Regions from separate parts of the Homo sapiens genome. Here region 1 is linked to region 2. Evidence: chromatin loops called from intact Hi-C (ENCODE). Cell type or tissue: endothelial cell of umbilical vein. All regions are shown on one strand. Links, peaks and the distances in the headings refer to the core of each region. The heading gives the core; the rest is flanking DNA.

What was found. Peaks named below come from ENCODE experiments on the same cell type or tissue, not always from the same donor. Only the 100,000 strongest peaks of a DNase experiment are listed, where the experiment ranks them.
Region 1: a loop joins it to region 2, with 2.7 times the contacts of the local background. A loop is called at or near these places in 1 of 110 quality-filtered maps.

What each region holds. Positions count from the first base shown.
Region 1 is chr6:154,660,129-154,664,527 of GRCh38, forward strand. No RefSeq gene overlaps it. Among named protein-coding and RNA genes, the nearest start is that of SCAF8, 71 kb to the right of the region's middle. In endothelial cell of umbilical vein, for the core only: a CTCF peak has its summit at 1,777; a DNase peak (open chromatin) is centred at 1,883; H3K27ac peaks cover 937 bases.
Region 2 is chr6:154,397,314-154,401,712 of GRCh38, forward strand. It overlaps CNKSR3 (CNKSR family member 3), which reads right to left. Exons shown (of 13, transcript NM_173515.4): 13 at 1-4,399. Among named protein-coding and RNA genes, the nearest start is that of IPCEF1, 43 kb to the left of the region's middle. In endothelial cell of umbilical vein, for the core only: no CTCF peak of the experiment used is centred there; a DNase peak (open chromatin) is centred at 1,968; H3K27ac peaks cover 1,757 bases.

The DNA.
Region 1 (4,399 bases), core at 143-4,142, 260 kb after region 2:
GCAAAGGAGATAAATTCTAATTCCAACATCTCACTTAGAAATTGTTGAGTTGACTTTTTCTCTGAGCCTCAGTTTCCTTATCTGTAAAACAAAGGTTAAAAATGCCTGCTGCTTACTTCACAGGGCTGTAGTGAGGATAAAAATTGAAATGTGAAGTTCTTTGGAACTTTAAAACTATTTATTATATTTATTATTATTATAGTTTATTATACAAACAAAAGCAACCCATGTTTACTTCATGTTTAATTGGATATTATTAATCATGAGGGCTTCCACTGTGCCTCCGCCTCCTAATACCCACCAATAAATCCTACTTCCTGTCCACTTAAAAAAATAAAAATAAACGTATTCCTCAGCTTTATTTCTTAAGGAACCTTAAGGAATAGACTTTCTCTGGAGCAAACCATTCCCAGCTTCTTAACCAACCACCAGCAGTGGTTTCAAGTAATTACCCAGAAATATTGGCTTCCATCCTCTTCTTCCTCTCTTATTGCCTCCTTCCCTACCTTGCAAAATGCAAAATTGTGTATAGAAACATGAGTGTGAAACATCTTGAAACCACTCATTTATATAAACTATATATGTTCTTGACTCCCCACTTGGGGAAGAGCTGCCTGGCCAGCACCAGAGTGTGACATGAGTGAGAAACGGATTTCAGTGTTTAATTGATTTCCACAACATAGTCTATCCAGTCCTGCCTCCTACTTGAGGCTTATAAGTGAAGTGGTGGTCAGAGAAAGGAATTACAGAGTTCAAGATCTTGTCAAGTATGACCACATCTATAGGTTGTTGATGTGGAATGGAGATAAAGAGAATTCTATGAGAAGTGGGAAGTTTTTTTAATAACTGAGGCCGTTATTAAAGGTCTATGCAACAAATTTCTAGATAAATGCCCATTCTCACATAAAGAGTAGATGGTTTGTTTTTGTTTTTTTGAGACAGGGTCTCACTTTGTCACCCAGGCTGGAGTGCAGTGGCATGACCTCCCAGGTTCAAGCAATCCTCCTGCCTCAGCCTCCCAAGTAGCTAGGACTACAGGCACATGCCACTATACTTAGCTAATTTTTTGTATATTTTGCAGAGACAGAGTTTCGCCATGTTTCGCCCAGGTTTGTCTCGAACTCCTGAGCTCAAGTGATCTGCCCACCTTGGCCTCCCAAAGTGCTAGGATTACAGGCATGAGCCACCGCGCCCAACCAAGAGCAGAGTTTAGATGTGGTACCCATGGAGACGCAGACTAACAATAGGTGAGTGGATACAGTTGTGACTCAGTATATAAAATCTTTTCTTTGGAAGGCTATTGATGACACCTCAGATGCCATGCTGAGAGCATGGCAAAACAATGAATGTGGCCGGGCGCGGTGGCTCACGCCTGTAATCCCAGCACTTTGGGAGGCCGAGGCGGGCGGATCACGAGGTCAGGAGATCGAGACCATCCTGGCTAACACAGTGAAACCCCATCTCTACTAAAAATTACAAAAAATTAGCCGGGTGTAGTGGCGGGCACCTGTAGTCCCAGCTACTCGGGAGGCTGAGGCAGGAGGATGGCATGAACCTGGGAGGCGGAGCTTGCAGTGAGCTGAGATCGCGCCACTGCACTCCAGCCTGGGTGACAAAGTGAGACTCCGTCTCAAAAAAAAAAAAAAAAAAAAGAATGTAAAATTCAGCCCACTCTTACCACACATAATACACTCAAGATTGGGTGAGCCTATCACGCCAAAGAATAAACGACATGCAACAGAAGTCTATGCTGCCCCTATCGCCCCCACATGGCTCAGAGAAAGCGTTAGCAATAAACACTTTTATTTATAATGAGGAACAGATGAAATATGGAAGGAAATGATGGCATGACTGGATTTCCTGAAAGGTACATTAACAAAGTAATAAAACACAAGATACCCTTATAAACAGCACTAGTAAGTTTTACATAAATGCCTCCCATGACCTTTTGTGCTTTTGAGCTATTTCAGTTACAGTAACATCAGAGAAGGTGGCCAAAACCATTTACTATAAATTCAAACATTTTCCTATTCATGTAAATCAATGCATAAAAATCAAAGCATACTTCATATTCATACATACTCAGAAATGCTACACACAGACACACACAGAGAAAAAAACATATATGCCCTTGTGATCTCATTTGTTTTATAAAATGTGATATTAAGAGTACCAGCAAATACATATAGTCTAGGGAAGGAAGGAGCAGACTTCATTAGGCAGTTAGGAAATGTAAATCCCCAAATTGTCATTCCTAAGCCATGCAAGTTGGAATAACTTCACCAAAATTTGTCCTAAATAATTAATAAGTCAAACATGTTTTTCCTTAAAAGCTGAGGATTGTGCAGTATTAAATAACCATTTTATTACTATTAAAATTCATGGACCCCTCTAGTATATTTAAAATTTTTAATCCTAAATTGTTTAACTCTTAGAAATAAGGGAAATAATATTATTCTATCCTGCATTCTCAAAAAAATTTTTCTTCATCTCACTTTGGTGACCTGATTGCTATCAAGGAAAGCAATTCCCTTTAACATTTTATTCCACTGCAAAAAGCTTTTCCTGTACTTTATCTTGAATATGTATCATGGTGTTGCCCCAATACCCATGTGGGAATTGCTGGCGGGCAAGACCTCTTTTCTAGAAAAGAGGAAGAGAATGAATGTTTTAGGAACTTGGGCCTTAATGAAGAAAACACATCAGAATAACATGAAAAGCCATTTCAAAATATAGGTGTTCCATGAAAGAGCCACATATGCAAAGCAAATCCCCATGCAGAAAGAGCCGAGAAACCAAAGAATGAGGCAACAAATTCAGTTTGTCATTATAGGCTGATTTTATTGGGGAATTTACAGACAGATGCATGGTCTTGGATGGCCGCAAGATAGGTAGATCTCTGCACTGTTACCCTCCAACCCAAGGGCTCTTGTACCATTGGGAAAAGGAATAATGTTTCAGAGGGAATGTGCAGGAATTTGTTTAAGAGCAGGATTTACAGTAAATATGAGTTCCTACCTAAGGGTAGGATTTATGCAAAGTACATGTTCTTCAACAAGAAACAATAGATAAACTGGAAATATCAGAAGCATTCCTAGAACAGGAGTTCATCAAAAGCAAACATGGCGGATCAGCTTCCAAGATGAAGTTACTTTGGCTTCGACAATAGGTCTGGGGCTCATCCCCCAAGATTCTAATTCCCTACAAATGTTATTGGTGGTCACGTGCTTATTTTTCACAATGGCTGTCAGAACACTAGGGGCTAGGTTTGCTCCCCCTCCCCGAGTCAGGTGTGTACGAGCAGTGGCCCAGCACATGGCTGGTATGCTAACATCACTCCTGGCTCGCCTTACCTTCCTTCCCATATTTTCCATTTGCCTATTTTCTTACTTATTTTCAGTTTATCTTGCTAAATTGGGTGCATCTTTAGAAGCAGCCTTGAATTCTTTTTTACAATGCGGAGAATAAGTCAATGAGTAAATAATAATGAGACAGGACAGATTTTTCAATAAGGGAATGTTCTATCCTTTCCAGGACCTTTTTCTCTCCCTGCAGAATCCCAGTGCTGTGCTATTCTCTCCTTACCTCATCAACCCTAGTCTCAAATCCATCTTTTACACTCAGAATAAAATTAAATCAATGTGTTACCATTCTGAGAGATATTTGCCTTTTCTCTAATAGCAAAATAAGATGTACTACTTCTTAAAACAAGTTCAGATATCAAGGAAGCAGGCAAAAGTAGAGGAAGTAATCACAGACAACAGTCTTCCCAATACTGCAAAAATTATACCACTCATCTAGGATTATTTCTGCTTGGGACATTTTAAAGGAAAGTTGGATGGTTTCAATAACAATTTTAATTTACTTATTTTAAACTTGTTAAAAAATTTTTTAGCAATGGGGTCTTGCTGTGTCACCTAGGCTGGAGTGGAGTGCAGTGGCATCATCATAGTTCACTGCGGCCCCAAACTCCCAGGCTCAAGCGATTTTCCCACCTCAGCCTCCCGAGTAGCTGAGACTATAGGTGCGCATCACCATGCCTCTCTAATACTTTTTATTTTTTGTACAGATGGGGTCTCACTATGTTACCCAGGCTTGTCTCCAACTCCTAGGCTCAAGTGATCCTCCTGCCTCTGCCTCCAAAGTGCTGGGATTACAGGCATGCACCACCGTGCCCAGCCAATTTATTGCTCTGTTGATAGATTTCTATGAGTCATGTGAATAACCAAATTAATAAAGATGATGAAGAAAGGGATTACTGTGAGAAAATTGAAAGATGATTTGGAGAGAGATAAGTAGGCCCTGACTGGCATTTATGTAGAAGGGAGACAGAAGAGATCCAAAATGTTAATGGAGAAAAGGTTAAACAAGAATATTTTGACTATTGTTAGTCTAGACT
Region 2 (4,399 bases), core at 275-4,274:
TGTTCTTCCATTTATTTAAGTGCCTTAAAAACAAAAGGAGAAGCAAAACCCTGAAAGATCTTGGTTTAATTCTTTTCTTCTCTAAAAGTAGGTTTCTGTTTTTTGGAGGGGATTTAATTGCTCATCTGATCTGAATGCCCATGACCAGCTCTTGTTTATCATTGGCATGGCCATGAACACAAACAATATAAAATGCCAATTTAACCAATCCACCATGCTTGTTTTTTCTTTTTTCCTAGGAATTAACAGTGGCAGGCCCTGGAAATAGATGGGTAAGAGCAAATCTGTGGTCATCAACTAGGTGCACAGTCCAGTGGGTGTGTGAGATGCATGCACAGGGCAGACAGTAGAGCCTGCAACTGTGATGGAATTAACAGGGTAGGCCCTGCAAACAGATGAGTAAAAGCAAATCTGCGGCCATCACTAGGTGCACAGTGCAGTGGGGGTGTGTGAGATGCACAGGGCAGACAGTACAGCCTGCAACTGTGATGGAATTAACAGGGTAGGCCCTGGAAGATGAGTAAAAGCAAATCTGCGGCCATCACTAGGTGCACAGTGCAGTGGGGGTGTGTGAGATGCACAGGGCAGACAGTACAGCCTGCAACTGTGGCGCAGGCGCAGAACAGGATTGAATTTCGCTAAAAAGACAAAGGAAGAAAAAGTATGGTCTCTGTCCTCAGGGCATTGCAACCCATTAGGCTGAATCATATGAACTGCAGATTATGCAGGTAAAATATGGCCACATATCCACACCTTCACAGGGCTCTGCCTGACACACGGAGGACACAATCACAAGAGCCAAAGCAGGGAAGGGGCAGGGAAAAAGTGGACACAACCCCACCCCAGTCCAGTGGTGCGGATCAATAAATCGAGACTTACGGCCAATCTGAAATAGATTCTATTCATGAAAGTCCTTCCAGAAACAACATTCAGGATGACGGCATCAGTGTTAGCCAAGTGTCTGAGTGGTCTGGGTGTCACATCTGTGTGTGTGCCCAAATGGATGAAATTTATGCACAACCAATAAGCCCCACAAAAGTGATTGTTATGCTGAGCCGAACAACCATTTTTTACTTCCCTTTGTCTCTCCCATAGCTTCTCTTTCCTTTTCACTTCCTGGACCTACCAAAGCCTTGGCCTTGGGTGGGGAGGCATCCAGTGACTGTCCTTTTCAGCTTCAACAATGGCAACACAATCTCTTGGCTTTGTATTTGTGTAAGAGTTCCTTTTCACGATGAGAATGTCCAAAATAGATACCATTCTACATTATTCCTTTATTTAAAACCACAGGAAACATAGAAACGAGTTTGAGGAATACCACTTCAAGATGGGAATGGGAGGCAAAAATAATTCAGCCAACTAGGAGGTGGGCAAAATGCTCCGATTCCCTTTGTTTTCATATACGATTTCATTGAAGGAAGTGGAAGGGATTTAATAGAAAAGATATGATGATGACAAATCAAGTCAATATTGAAAGAATACTCTAGGCGGGGCGCAGTGGCTCACGCCTGTAATCCCAACACTTTGGGAGGCTGAGGTGAGCGGATCACCTGAGGTCGGGAGTTCGAGACCAGCCTGACCAACACGAAGAAACCCCATCTACTAAAAATACAAAATTAGCCGGGTGTGGTGGCACATGCCTGTAATCCCAGCTACTTGGGAGTCTGAGGCAGGAGAATCACTTGAACCCAGTAGGCGGAAGTTGCGGTGAGCCAAGATCGTACCATTGCACTCCAGCCTGGGCAACAAGACTGAAACTCCGTCTCAAAAAAAAAAAAAAAAGTGTGTCCAATCACAGACTTTTGTCATTTCTTGAGTTCTGAATCGGCTAAAACATCCGAGTGAGTTTTCTAACAGTAAAAGCTGCATCTCTAGGCCACTGACCACACTGCAGCCCTCTGACAGTGTCACACTGGCATTATTTTGCTGCTTATGGACAAAAGAATGAGCAATTTCCTGTTGGCCAGCTCTGAATACCTTATTCACTAGAGGCTGAGATGGAGTCAGTACTGCTACTACAGGAACACGAGTCAACATCTCTTAAATGCTGTGTGCCAGACTATGCGAAGAAAGGGCCTTAAAAACATTATCTCATTTAATCACCATAAGCCTTCGAAGTAGATGCTAGTATTATCCCCATTTCATAGATAACTGAGGAGTGGAGAGGTCAGTCACCTGCTTCAAGTCACAGATCCCATAAGTGGCAAAGTGAGACAGCTGGATGATCCAACTTCAAAAGCTGAGCCCCCGCCTGCTTCTATCTGCTTGATGCAAATTCCCAAAAGTCAAAGGCTTCTAAATTCGCGCTAATTCCTCAAATCCCTCCTCTTATCCTGGTGCAGCCTCAGTTGGAGTGACAGGAAGTTTAGATATGAGTAAGAAAACGGAACCTGACACTGAGTTAAAAGGACAATTTCTTCCTTCAGAGACAATCTTACTTTATATTAAACTTCATTTCTGAAGCTCCCTGATTCTCTAAAATAATCAAAATGTTCAGCCCAAGATATGTCAAAATGGTGAAGAAATATCTTAAAATCCAGTTTTCACCCCTCTAACAATAAAGTTAAATCCTCCCCTTTAATGGGTCTAGTCAGTGGAAGAACATTTCTCTCATTTTAATCATTTTTCTCCTGATATTTTCTCTCCTTTTAATCATTTCTTCACAAACATCTGAATGTTTATGCTCCAGGCAAGAGGAGAGAAAATGATGAGAATATCCTTATCCCTGGGTGTGAGGAGTAATTACTCTACTGCCCTTTTAAATACCTTTGAGGTTTATTTCTTAATTTTTTTCCTCCAACTTCAGTTTCACAACTTCTTCATGAAACAAGGAGCTTGGTAAAGGAGGCCAGCAAGTAACAGGTTGGCTGTGAGCGTGACATGAATGCTCAGGCTGTAAACTGTCTTCCTCAGAGAGCAGTGACTCCAATGGTCAGTGACATGCAGGAGGAAACGCAGGATTAGGACCGACTTTCCTTAGGTGTAGCCTCACGTTTTAATCCCTGAGGTATGTTGTAAATGGGCAGCGCATGAACAGGTGATCAACTCAGAAGACGAGCTTCATAAAGGTTGCCATAGAACTTTAGAATATGCCTATGGATGGCCAAGTCACAACCAGAATTGAGTCCTTAATCACTGACCCCATGTGTATTTCTATGGAAGGGGAGTGCAGTATGTGGCCCAAAGGTTCTGAAAAACTGTGTGTGACAGTCTCCTGGCTGTGTAGCATTTTTTGTTGCTTATAGACAAAATTTCTCTCCTCTATCCAAATCAGTAGGCCATAGGCCATTATTTAAGACAAACTTTTGAGTATAAAAAATTTGTCTTTTACATACACAAATGCACACATATATAGGGTTTGGGACAGACTCCACACCCCTAAAACTAGAGGAAAAACAAGGCCCTCTAGCAGGTCTGAACATGATGTAATCACTTTTTCCTTTACTTATGTAAAAGGTACCCTTTGTCAAATTAGCACACTTCTGGCAATAATTCTGGCCCCAAATAAATAGAAACTTTAAGTTGAAACTTGGCAATTGTGAAATTTCCAAATAATTAAAAGGTAAATTTTACAGTAAAGAGACTAATTTTTTTCTAATTCCATATGCTATAGGCTACAAAATATATATTTAAATTCCCTTAGGTATTACCAAATGTGTGTTGAGGTCCTCAACTGGGGTTGAGGGACCCTAACTAGGGGTTAATACATCATGCAAAATTTTCCACGTATTGGAAGAAACATCAGAAATCAGCTTTTGTGTGCTCCTTAAGCCAGTTTTAAAATAGATTTTAAAATATTCACCTTCCAGCTGATTAGCATGAAAGGTTTGAAAAATATACAAAAGCAGAGTGCTATGGATTGCATGTTTATGTCCTCCCAAAATTCATCTGTTGAAACCCTAATCTCCAAAGCAATGGTATTAGGAGGCGGAGCTAATACCATAAGTGGGCCTTTGGGAAGTGAGTAGGTCCTGAGGGTGGAGCCCTCATGAATATTAGCGCCCTCACAAGAAGGGAAAGGAGAGCTTGCTTGCTTCCTTTCTCTCTCTCTGCCATGTAAGGATGCAATGGGAAGATGATGGCTATCAGCAAACCAGGGTAAGGGTGCTCACCAGGAACTCACCTTGATCTTGGACTTCCCAGCCTCCAGAACGGTGAGAAATTTCTGTCATTTAAGCTACCCAGTGTATGGTATTTTGTTATTGCAGCCTGAGCTGATTAAGACACAGAGTAACTCACAAAATAAATAACATCAAGTATCACTGGCCAAGCCAATGAGCAGTCATACCAAAAGTAGTTTACTTTTAAGATGTCCATCTTCCACAGAATCTCCAAGGAAGTAGCTTGCAGTAGTCTCATCCCCACGGAAATGATGCAGTGATTTTATGCACAAGGGTAG